Regions from separate parts of the Homo sapiens genome. Here region 1 is linked to region 2. A link is a contact called in ENCODE Hi-C or POLR2A ChIA-PET data. All regions are on one chromosome and are shown on one strand. Each heading gives the region's core, a stretch centred on a gene start or an enhancer-like site at or near the end of the contact. The rest is flanking DNA. Distances are from core to core; before and after follow the strand shown. Region 1 overlaps PPFIA1 (PPFI scaffold protein A1). Region 2 holds the start of FADD (Fas associated via death domain).

What was found. Hi-C counts contacts between places; a loop is a spot of excess contacts on that map. ChIA-PET counts read pairs that join two places held with the same protein, here RNA polymerase II (POLR2A). Pooled maps may share reads with other maps.
Region 1: a loop to region 2 is called in a map of PC-9, with 13 times the contacts of the local background. The contact joins the enhancer-like site here to the promoter of FADD in region 2. A Hi-C loop is called at or near these places in 2 of 168 maps with a recorded cell type or tissue (CD14-positive monocyte and PC-9) and 6 of 50 pooled maps. POLR2A ChIA-PET finds 5 or more read pairs at or near these places in 4 of 52 experiments (A673, H1, WTC11 and 1 more).

What each region holds. Positions count from the first base shown.
Region 1 is chr11:70,304,118-70,308,898 of GRCh38, reverse strand. The region is part of intron 2 of PPFIA1 (PPFI scaffold protein A1); the gene reads right to left. All of the region lies in intron 1 of LOC107984346 (a long non-coding RNA gene), which reads left to right. Among named protein-coding and RNA genes, the nearest start is that of MIR548K, 23 kb to the right of the region's middle. Within about 2 kb of position 1,583, at least 3 of the 41 ENCODE cell types and tissues checked have a DNase peak (open chromatin) inside an H3K27ac peak, as active enhancers do; they include PC-9 and endothelial cell of umbilical vein, where a contact is called at or near this core.
Region 2 is chr11:70,200,294-70,205,230 of GRCh38, reverse strand. It overlaps FADD (Fas associated via death domain), which reads right to left and starts at 1,935. Exons shown (of 2, transcript NM_003824.4): 1 at 1,486-1,935. The coding sequence starts at 1,771. RefSeq lists silencers at 1,205-1,396, 1,446-1,525.

The DNA of each region.
Region 1 (4,781 bases), core at 334-2,833, 100 kb before region 2:
CAGACTGAAGTGAAGTGGCACAATCATAGCTCACTGCAGCCTCCAACTCCTAGGTTCAGCCTCCCAAGTAGCTAGGACTACAGACGTGCACCACAATGTTCAAGTTGGGTTTTTTTGTTTTGTTTTGTTTTGTTTTTTTAAGAGATGTTATGTTGCCCAGACTGGTCTTGAACTCCTGGCCTCAAGCAAACCTCCCACCTTGACCTCCCAAAATGCTGGGATTACAGGCATGAGCCACTGCGCCCAGCCTCTGCGATCAATTTTTTAAAAGAATATTCACTTAAGAGTTTCGGATACATTTAAAACACTAGAAAATAACAAAATACAAACATATGACATCCAGTTTATATTTATAGTATTTTTCAAAGTTCCCAATAGAGCAAGTATGTGACTTTTGGCATTGATCATGCTTACAGGAATATAAAATATTTTTCAATTTCAAATATTTAATAGACCTATGCATGTGCCAAAAAATCAATGAATCATAAACTGTCTTCAAAGCATGAAATCAGAAAATGCCTGTTTGAACTTGACAGTCTAAAGCCATCACTGGCCAGGCGTGGTGGCTCACACCTGTAATCCCAGCACTTTGGGAGGCTAAGGTAGGCAGATCACTTGAGGTCGGGAGTTTGAGACCAGCCTGACCAACATGGAGAAACCCCGTCTCTGCTAAAAATACAAAATTAGCTGGCCGTGGCGGCACATGCCTGTAATCCCAGCTACTCAGGAGGCTGACAGAGGAGAATCGCTTGATCCCAGGAGGCGAAGGTTGCGGTGAGCCGAGATCGCACCATTGCACTCCAGCCTAGGCAACAAGAGCAAAACTCCATCTCAAAATAAATAAATAAGCCATCACTAAGGTCAGTGTATAACCCATATTTCTAAATACATTTTGGCCCTAACAAGGTTTAAAAACAGTGGTAGCAGCAGCAAAGGAAAGGGGATTAGGACAGAGCTTTTTTCTTTGCTTTTGGAGACAAAGTCTTGTTCTGTTTCCCAGGCTGGAGTGCCGTGCTGTAACCATGGCTCACTGGAGCCCTGAACACCCATACTCAACCAATCCTCCCACTTCAGCCTCCTAAGTAGCTGGGACCACAGGTGCACACCATCATGCCCAGCTAATTTAAAAAAAAATTTTTTTTGTAGAGGTAAGGTCTGTCTATGTTGCCCAGGTTGGTCTTGAACTCCTGGCTCAAGGGATCCTCCTGCCATGGCTTCCCAAAGTGCTAGGACTACAGGGGCGATCACACCCAGCCTAACAGACCTTTTTCTTTCTTTTTTTTTACACACACCTTTAGAAAAAGTACTTAATTTTTTTGGATCAGTAATAAAGGTGTATATAGAGAAATCTCCCTTTCAGCCCTGTTCACTCTTCCACACAGTAGGTAACTAAAGTTGTGCCTTTCCTGTTTATCTAGAGATTTTTTAATGCATATATGAGCAAATCTATTCTTTCGCCCTTGCTTTTCTTCAGTTAAGGATATTTCCATATCGGTGCATAACATCCTCCTCCCTTTTTACAGCTTCCTGGCATACAAAGAATATGAATCATAATTTAACTGTTCAACTACTGATGAGGTTTATGTTCCTGCTTCCAATCTTTTGCGATTACAAATAATATGGCAATGAATAACCTTGTAAATACATCATTCTATACCTGTGCATCTATACCAGTAAGATAAAACCTTAGAATTTCTGGGTCAAAGGGAATTTGTAATTTAAAAGATACTGCGAAATTATCCCCAGTAGGCCAGCAACATAATAAAATGCTTGTTTCCTTGTGGCTTACCACCCTGGTGTGTTATTAAACCTTGAGGTTAATTTTCCCTTTTTTCAGATCCATTCTCCATTCGCCATTGCCTATCATACAGGAATCTCCAAAATCTCTTCATGTACTCAACTGGGTGCATGTCTGGCCATCTGCTGGGAGAGGTGGGAAGCAATATGTTTTCTGTGATACCCTGTTGCTCCTCTGAGTCTGTCATGACCCAGGGAAGGATTCTGACGTTTCACTGGAAACAAAGAAGGCTCAGGGGTTTTTTTGTGAGATTATAATACTTCCTCATTTTCTCCAGGTGACAATCTATAATATGAATGGCATGTTATCTCTAACTTCATTATTTACCTTTTCTCTTATTACGTATAAATGACTGGTCTGCTTTTACCTATCCTAACACATTTTTATCCAGCAGAGTCACCTCTTCTTTTGTGTTGCTATATTCTTCTTTGTAATAGCTTCTGACAATCTTCTCTTAAAGCCAAACATTCGTTATCAGAAAGTACACACATCGGGCCTTATGCCTTCTAGGGTTGTCATGCCCAAGCATTTATACAACAAAACATTTTACTGTAAACTAATTTCCCCTTATTTATTTTACATCACAATTGAGGCATTGTATTGATTTTTCTAAAATTATGTGTTTAGGTAGGGTTTTTTTATGAATGTCATTTTATGATAAAAATTATAATTTAAAATACTATTAAAAGGAGACACCAGATTGCTCTAAGCTATCCACTTAGAAATGAACCTGCTGCGTCAAAGGGTTACGTACTTTAACTATCAATGTTTTTAATGTTATAAATTACAGTGTATTTAATCAATGTTTTACTGCTTGTCACTCCCCTATACGTTTACAATTTACAGTAAGAGATTTTTGTGCCTTAACAAAAAAAAAAATTAAAGATCACAAGCAATCCATTTCTCCATTGACGATTAAGATTGCTTCGCAAGTAAGCGTGCATGTGTGCGTGCATGTTTTACTCCAAAAGAAAAAGGTCACTTTGCACCAGTTTGCCCCAAAAGGCCATTTTTCTAGTCCCACAGTACCACCATGCAAAATGAGGGCTGCCTTACTATTTCTAAAAACAAAACATTACTTGAAAAATAATCCATTTATTTTGTTCAAATGTCAGCACAATTTCTCCGTTTTGAATTTTGCTTTTTTAAACCTCCCCATGGCAATAAGGGGTAGATTAAAATACCCTATTACCTAACAGTATAAATAACCATAAACTTATCACTAGTTAGCTTGATATTCAAAGTATTACTTTTACTTAAACATTACATGTATCCTAACATATGCCCAAATATAAGCCAATTTTGAGTGAGAACCTCCCAATTTTCCTATGAAGGAAACTACCAATAGAAGTTTTCTGGCCACTTTAGAATGTAAATTAGTCAACTGTGAGTCAAATTCAGTCCTACATTTTTATTAGAACAAACAAATGGGGCCAGCCTCAGGGGCTCACGTCTGCAATCCCAACACTTTGGGAGCTGAGGCAGGCAGACTGCTTGACCTCAGGAGTTCGAGACCAGCCCAGGCAGCAGGGTGAAAACCCATCTCTACAAAAATTAAAAAAATAGCCAGGCGTGGTGGTGTGCCTCTGCAGTCCCAGTTACTTAGGAGGCTGTGGTGAGAGGATCGCTTAAGCCCAGGAGGTCGAGGCTGCAGGAGCCGTGATCATGCCATTGCACTCCAGCTTGGCCAGAGTGAGACCTTGTCTCAAAAAAAAAGAAGTAAAATAAACAGATGAGTCGGTGGGTTGGTAGGTCAAACTGTTTACTCTAGTTGCATGCTAAGTTACTGTATCTAACAAGCCAATTTCCCACCTAGAGTTCTATCACATGCATTTCAAACATTTCCAAGAAATTCTGAACCTATGTTTTCTCCCCTTTTTTTGCTGTGGCAACTGTCACTCAGCTTTTGGTGAGCCATTTGGGCATCAATTGACACGACCATTTGGTGGCACTGCCACATCCTTGCCTTGGAGAAACAAAGAGTCTGCTCTGCCTGCGGGACACTAGGCCACTGGCTGCCACTCTGTCACTCACAAACTGCCACCATGCTCTGGAACACGGTGGTCATGCCTGGTGATGCTGGCAGTGATGGGACAATCAAAACATGAAGTAAATATATGCAGGTGACAGGAGGGGTGCCAGTGTCTCAGGCACCTTGAACTTGAGAAGGGCAGGGCACTTGATTAACATCCCCACTTCTCTAGTAAAATGAGGGGGTGCTGACCTCCCTGGCTAATGAGGATAGGAAAAATCAAAGTGTTTTCCCTACTTCCACACACACCACCACTGCTGACACCAGATGTCGGGGGTGTAAAGCAATTCTGCCGCTGTGTGCCTCTAATTCCATGCAGTTCTGCAGCTGTGTGCCTCTAATTCCATGCAATTCTGCACTGTCCAGCTGGAGAGTGTATCAATCCCACAGGGTAAGGCTCAGTCCCACAAGACCACTCCCCCAGTCCTTTGCAGGTGCCAAGTACAAGTCCCAGGTTGTGACCTGTGCTTCTGACCAACCAGCTATGAATCAGGGTTCCCATGATACCCTTCTCGGGTTCAATTAAATTTGCTGCAGCAGCTCACAGAACTCAGAGGAGCACTTTACTTACATTTACCCATGTATTATAAAGGATATCACAGGCTGAGCATGTTGGCTCACATCTGTAATCCCAGCACTTTGGGAGGCTAAGACGGGAGGGCTGCTTAAGGCCAGGAATTTGAGACCAGCCTGGGCAACATAGTGAGATCCCATCTCTAATTTTTTTTTTTTTAAAGGCTATCACAAAGGACCCAGGTGAACAGCAGAAGGAGAGATGCACAGGGCAAAGTATGTGGGAAGGGGTGCAGAGCTTCCATGCCCTCTGAGGGCACTACCCTCCAGAAACTGCTACATGTTCAGGAACCCAGAGCCCCCAGAATCCTATCCTTTTAGGGTTTTAGGCTTTGTTACATAGGCATGACTGATTAACATCATTGGCCACTGGATAAC
Region 2 (4,937 bases), core at 686-3,185:
TGTGAAGAGAGGAAAGGAGAGGCAGGACAGGGTGCTGCTTGGACTACTGGCAATTCTGAGACACCGTTGGCAGGTGTACCAGCTCCCGCAGCTCTGACAGCCCTGTGGGCTGGGCACTGTGTTACCATGACTGTACAGATGAGGAAATTGAGGCACAGGGAAGCTAATGGACATTCCTGAGATCGTGTAGCTAGACGATGGCAGAGCCATGTTCTGAAACCCTAAGAGTGTGGTGCCAGAGTCGACCCTTAACCGCTATGCTGAACTTCTGGGGAGGAAGGCAGAGTCGCCCGCTACCAACCTGTCCATACCCACCGCTCACCTTCTGGTGTACTTTTCCCAGCACACAGTAACTACATGACGATATAAATAAAACCAAGCACACATACATCTCAAATGTCAGCTATGTTTCGTAGACCGCCTTTAAAATGCAATTTATCAGTGTTTTTCCAGACATTAAATATCCATAAAACCCGATTTTTCTACGTCCTGTTTTGTTTGTTCAGTACTGATTTTTTTTAAAATCTGGACTTGACTGCTCTCAGGCAGAGAGCTGTTCTGTCCATCCTGTCCCCAACAGGCACCAGTCTTTACAGAGTGAAACCCATGGTGACACATTTAGGCCCTATCTGATTGGTGACTGAATGGCTGATTCCAAGCTACAGCTTGAAGCCTCTGAGAGGCGTCCCCAGAGCACTCCCAAGCCTCTCCCGACTCTGAGAACAAGGGGGGTAGGGCTGAGAAACTCTGCTGTACTCAGGGTTTCTTTTTTATCCTGGAAGCTGCTGCAATCCACAGGCGAGGGTGGAGAGGGAGTGACCGAGAGCAGGACAGGAAGCCACTCCACAATGAACTTGACCAGAGAGGCAGTGTAGTGGCTAACACTACCCATCCGGAGGCCGGACTGCTTGGCTCAAGCCTAGCTCCGTCAGTTATCGGCTGCGCATTTCGACAAAGCCACTTAACCTGTGAGCCACAGTCCTGTCCTCTGTAAAATGGGAACAGTGATAGCTAACAGTATCTAAGCCACAGGGCTACTGCGAAAATTGTATTTGGCAGTTACAAGGGTAAGCGGCACACTGTAAGCCCCTGGGTAGGAGTTACTGAATGCTAGTATTACTCTCAGACAGCCGTGAAAAGCATATTCCGAGACAGAAAGGAAATGATGCGAGGCAGGCTCACCCAACCTCTGCCCCTCCCCCACACCTTCTCTGACTCATCTTTTCTTCAGTGAGTTTTCTAATTTACCCGGGCAGAAGTGGGTGGAGGAAAAAGGACTGTGCGTGTCCACGCCCTGCAACCTCGAATAAGTTAACTTTTCTGCGTTTCTGGCTCTCCCATCTGCAAAACCAGGGCTGTACGGAGAAAACCCACGCAAATCAAACCCGGCAAAGGGGAGGCGCCTGGAGGCCAACCGGAGGAGCCTCGCAGCACCTACAGCCGGGCGACCAGGCCCTGGCTCCCCCGGCCCGGCCCCGCGCCCACCTTCTTCCCCAGGCGCGGCCCCGGCCGCCGCCCCCGCCTCGAAGTCGTCGACGCGCCGCAGCAGGTCGTGGCGCCGCAGGGAGGCGAGCAGCTCGCGCAGGAGCTCGGTGTGCCCGGGCTCCAGGTCGTTCTGCTCCAGCAGCATGGAGAAGAGGTCTAGGCCGCTCTGCACGCGCTCCAGCTTGCGCTTGCCCACGCGCCCGAGGCATAGGAACTTGAGCTCGGTCAGCTCGCTGCTCGACAGGCTGGACGACACCGAGTGCAGCAGCACCAGGAACGGGTCCATGGCGGGGTCTGCAAGCGGCCGGGGCTGCGGCCCGGCCCTCCGTGCGCCCTCTGTCCTCGGCTCGCTGGCCCTGGCCAGGTCTCGCCGCTTGCCCAGCGGCCCAAGGATTCCACCCCCGAACCTGCACTCCGGTGCCTGATTCACTACAGGAAATCGACAAGAGCGCGTTTTCGACCGTTATCTCGCGAAAACTAAGGGACCCGCGCATGCGTCCCTAGCGAAGCCGCAGCCGTTTCCGCCCTGGCTGGCGGCGCCGCGGACGGGCGCGGCTTCTGCGCCTGCGCCCGGCGTATCGTCTCTTTTCCGGGTGGGAGGTGGGGCCTTGGGTGTCCTGAGAGCCTGCAGGTGGCCCAGCTCTCTGCGGTGAGGGCGGTCGCGCCTCTGCCGAGTCCACCTGTTTGCAAAGCGCGGTGCGGCCCTACTGTGTGCAGGGCCGGGGCGGGGAGGGCGCAGCCCGAACGTCACGTGCCCTCACATCTGTTGGTGACCAAGGTTACTTATGCATTAACGTTTAGGGACAAACGTGGAAAATGCATTCTTTGGTGCCCCTGGAGACATCTTGTGTGTGCAGAAAACACTACTCAGAAGTTTATGTGCGTTTAAACATGTGATTTAAATAATACATGATTTCCAAAGTAGCAGTCGTTTATTCAATCAACAGTATTGAGCGCCTACTGTGCCAGGTAGTAGGGTCTGGGGACAAATTAGTGAGCGAAGCGCGAGGGTCCCCGCGTGCCCGGAGTTTACATCATAATTACAAAAGCGACACGCTCCAGAAGAGAAGGTCGTGGCGGCCGTGGTGGCTCAGCCTGCAATGCCCGCACTTTGGGAGGCTGAGGCAGGATTGATTGAGACAAGGGGTTCGAGACCAGCCTGGGTAACATAGTGAGACCCCGTCTCTATTAAAAAATAAAAATAAGGAAAAATAAGGAAATCGTATAGTATGCCAGAAATTCAGAAGAGCCAGGGGAAAGGGAGTCTCTTCACGGGGTGGGCGTGTGGAGGGTGGGGGGCCCGGTGGTCTGATGGGGCCTCTGTAAAGGCGCAGGTGAAGGCTGGGAGGGGCCGGGTACCTAGGTGTGGGGGGAAGAGCTGGGCACACGGAGAACAGAAGAGCAGAGCACAGGGGACGGCTGGGGTTCCAGGAGCAGCAATGCCGTGGGTCTGGAGGTGAGGAGGGGGTGCAGATTAGGAGAGCCCTCACCAGCCAACAAGGACCCAGCTTTACCACAGGGTGGGGCAGGGGCTGATGCCAGCTGAGTTTGTTTTCTTGAGATATAATTCACATACCATTCAATTCACCCTTTTAAAGTTATACTTCAGTGGTTTTTAGTGTAGTCACAAGGTTGTGCAACCCTTACTGCTGTCTAACTTTAGGACATTTTCATCACCCCAAGAAGAAACCCATTAGCATGTACTCCTCCCCTCCCCCACCAACCACGAATCTACTTTTTTTTTCTTTCTTTCTTTTTTTTTTTTTTTTTGCTGTTTTGAGACAGAGTCTCGCTCTATGGCCAGGCTGGAGTGCAGTGGTGCGATCTGGGCTCACTGCAACCTTTACCTCCCGGGTTCAAACAATTCTCCTGCTTCAGTCTCCTGAGTAGCTGGGATTACAGGTGCCTGCCACCATGCCTAGCTAATTTTTGTATTTTAGTAGAGACAGGGTTTCACCATGTTGGCCAGGCTGGTCTTGAACTCCTGACCTCAAGTGAGCCTCAGCCTCCCAAAGTGCTGGGATTACAGGCGTGAGCCACTGTGCCCTGCCGAATCTACTTTTTAAAATCTATGGATTTGCCAATTCTGGACATTCCATGTGTACAGAACCATACAGTATGTGGCATTTTGTGTCTGGCTGTTTTCAGCATCATTTTCAAGGTTCATCCATGATGTAGAACATATGAGTACTTCATTCCTTTTTTTTCTTTGAGACAGAGTGTCACTCTTTTGTCCAGGCTGGAGTGCAGTGGCACAATCTCGGCTCATTGCAGCCTCTGCCTCCCGGGCTCAAGCGACTCTCGTTTCTTGTGCCTTAGCCTCCTGACTAGCTGGGATTGTAGGTGTGTGCCACTATGCCAGGCTAATTTTTGTATTTTTAGTAGAGACAGGGCTTTGCCATGTTGGCCAGCCTGGTCTCAAACTCCTGGCCTCAAGTGATCCTCTTGCCTCACCCTCCCAAAGTGTTGGGATTACAGGCGTGAGCCACTGTGCCCAGCCTCCTTCCTTTTTATGGATGCATACTATTCCACTGTCTGGGTGTTTGGGTGCCACAGTGTGTCTATCCATTCATCGGAGGATGGACATTGCCTTTGCTTCCACTTTTTGGCTGTTGTGAATAATGCTGCTATGAACACTGAGTTACAGTTTTATTTTGTTTATTTATTTATTGAGACAGGGTCTTGCTTTGTCACCCAGGCTAGAGTGCAGTGGCACAGTCATAGCTCACTGCAGCCTCCTGGGCTCAAGCGATCCTCCCATTTCAGCCTCCTGAGTAGTTGGGATTACAGGTACATACCACCACCCCTGGCTAATTTTCATTTTTTTTTTTTTTTTTTGTAGAAACAGGATTTTGCCATATTCCCCAGGCTGGTCTTGAGCTCCTGGGCTCAAGTGATCCACTAGCCTCAGCCTCTCAAAGTGCTGGAATTTCAGGTGTGACCACCGTGTCTGGTCTTGAGTTACATTTTTTTTTTGAGATGGGGTCTCACTGTGTTGCCCCAGACTGGAGTGCAGTGGCACGATCTTGGCTCACTGCAACCTCTGCCTCCTGGGTTCAGGAGATTCTCGTGCCTCAGCCTCCCGAGTAGCTGGGATCACAGGCATGTGTCACCACATCCGGCTAACTTGCCAGGGTCTGACCCACAGACCTGGGCTGCACTACAGATGAATAATGTACTCAGACACCAGTATTCAGTGAAAGAGCTGGCTAGGGGGCTGGACCTTTCACAAAAAGAGTTGTTCCAGCCCCGCGGCCTGACTAGCTGGTCCTGCAGGCATTTATTCAGCACAGACTTAATGACAAAGGCTTTGAGTCAACACATTTGTGGGTAATTAATCTGGTTGCCCTCCCTCAGAGAGAGTAGTCCTGCCCGTGAATGATCAAAGGTCTGTTTTAGGACAACATGAGTGAACAAGCTATTTAGATAAACTCCTCTACATTCCTATGTAT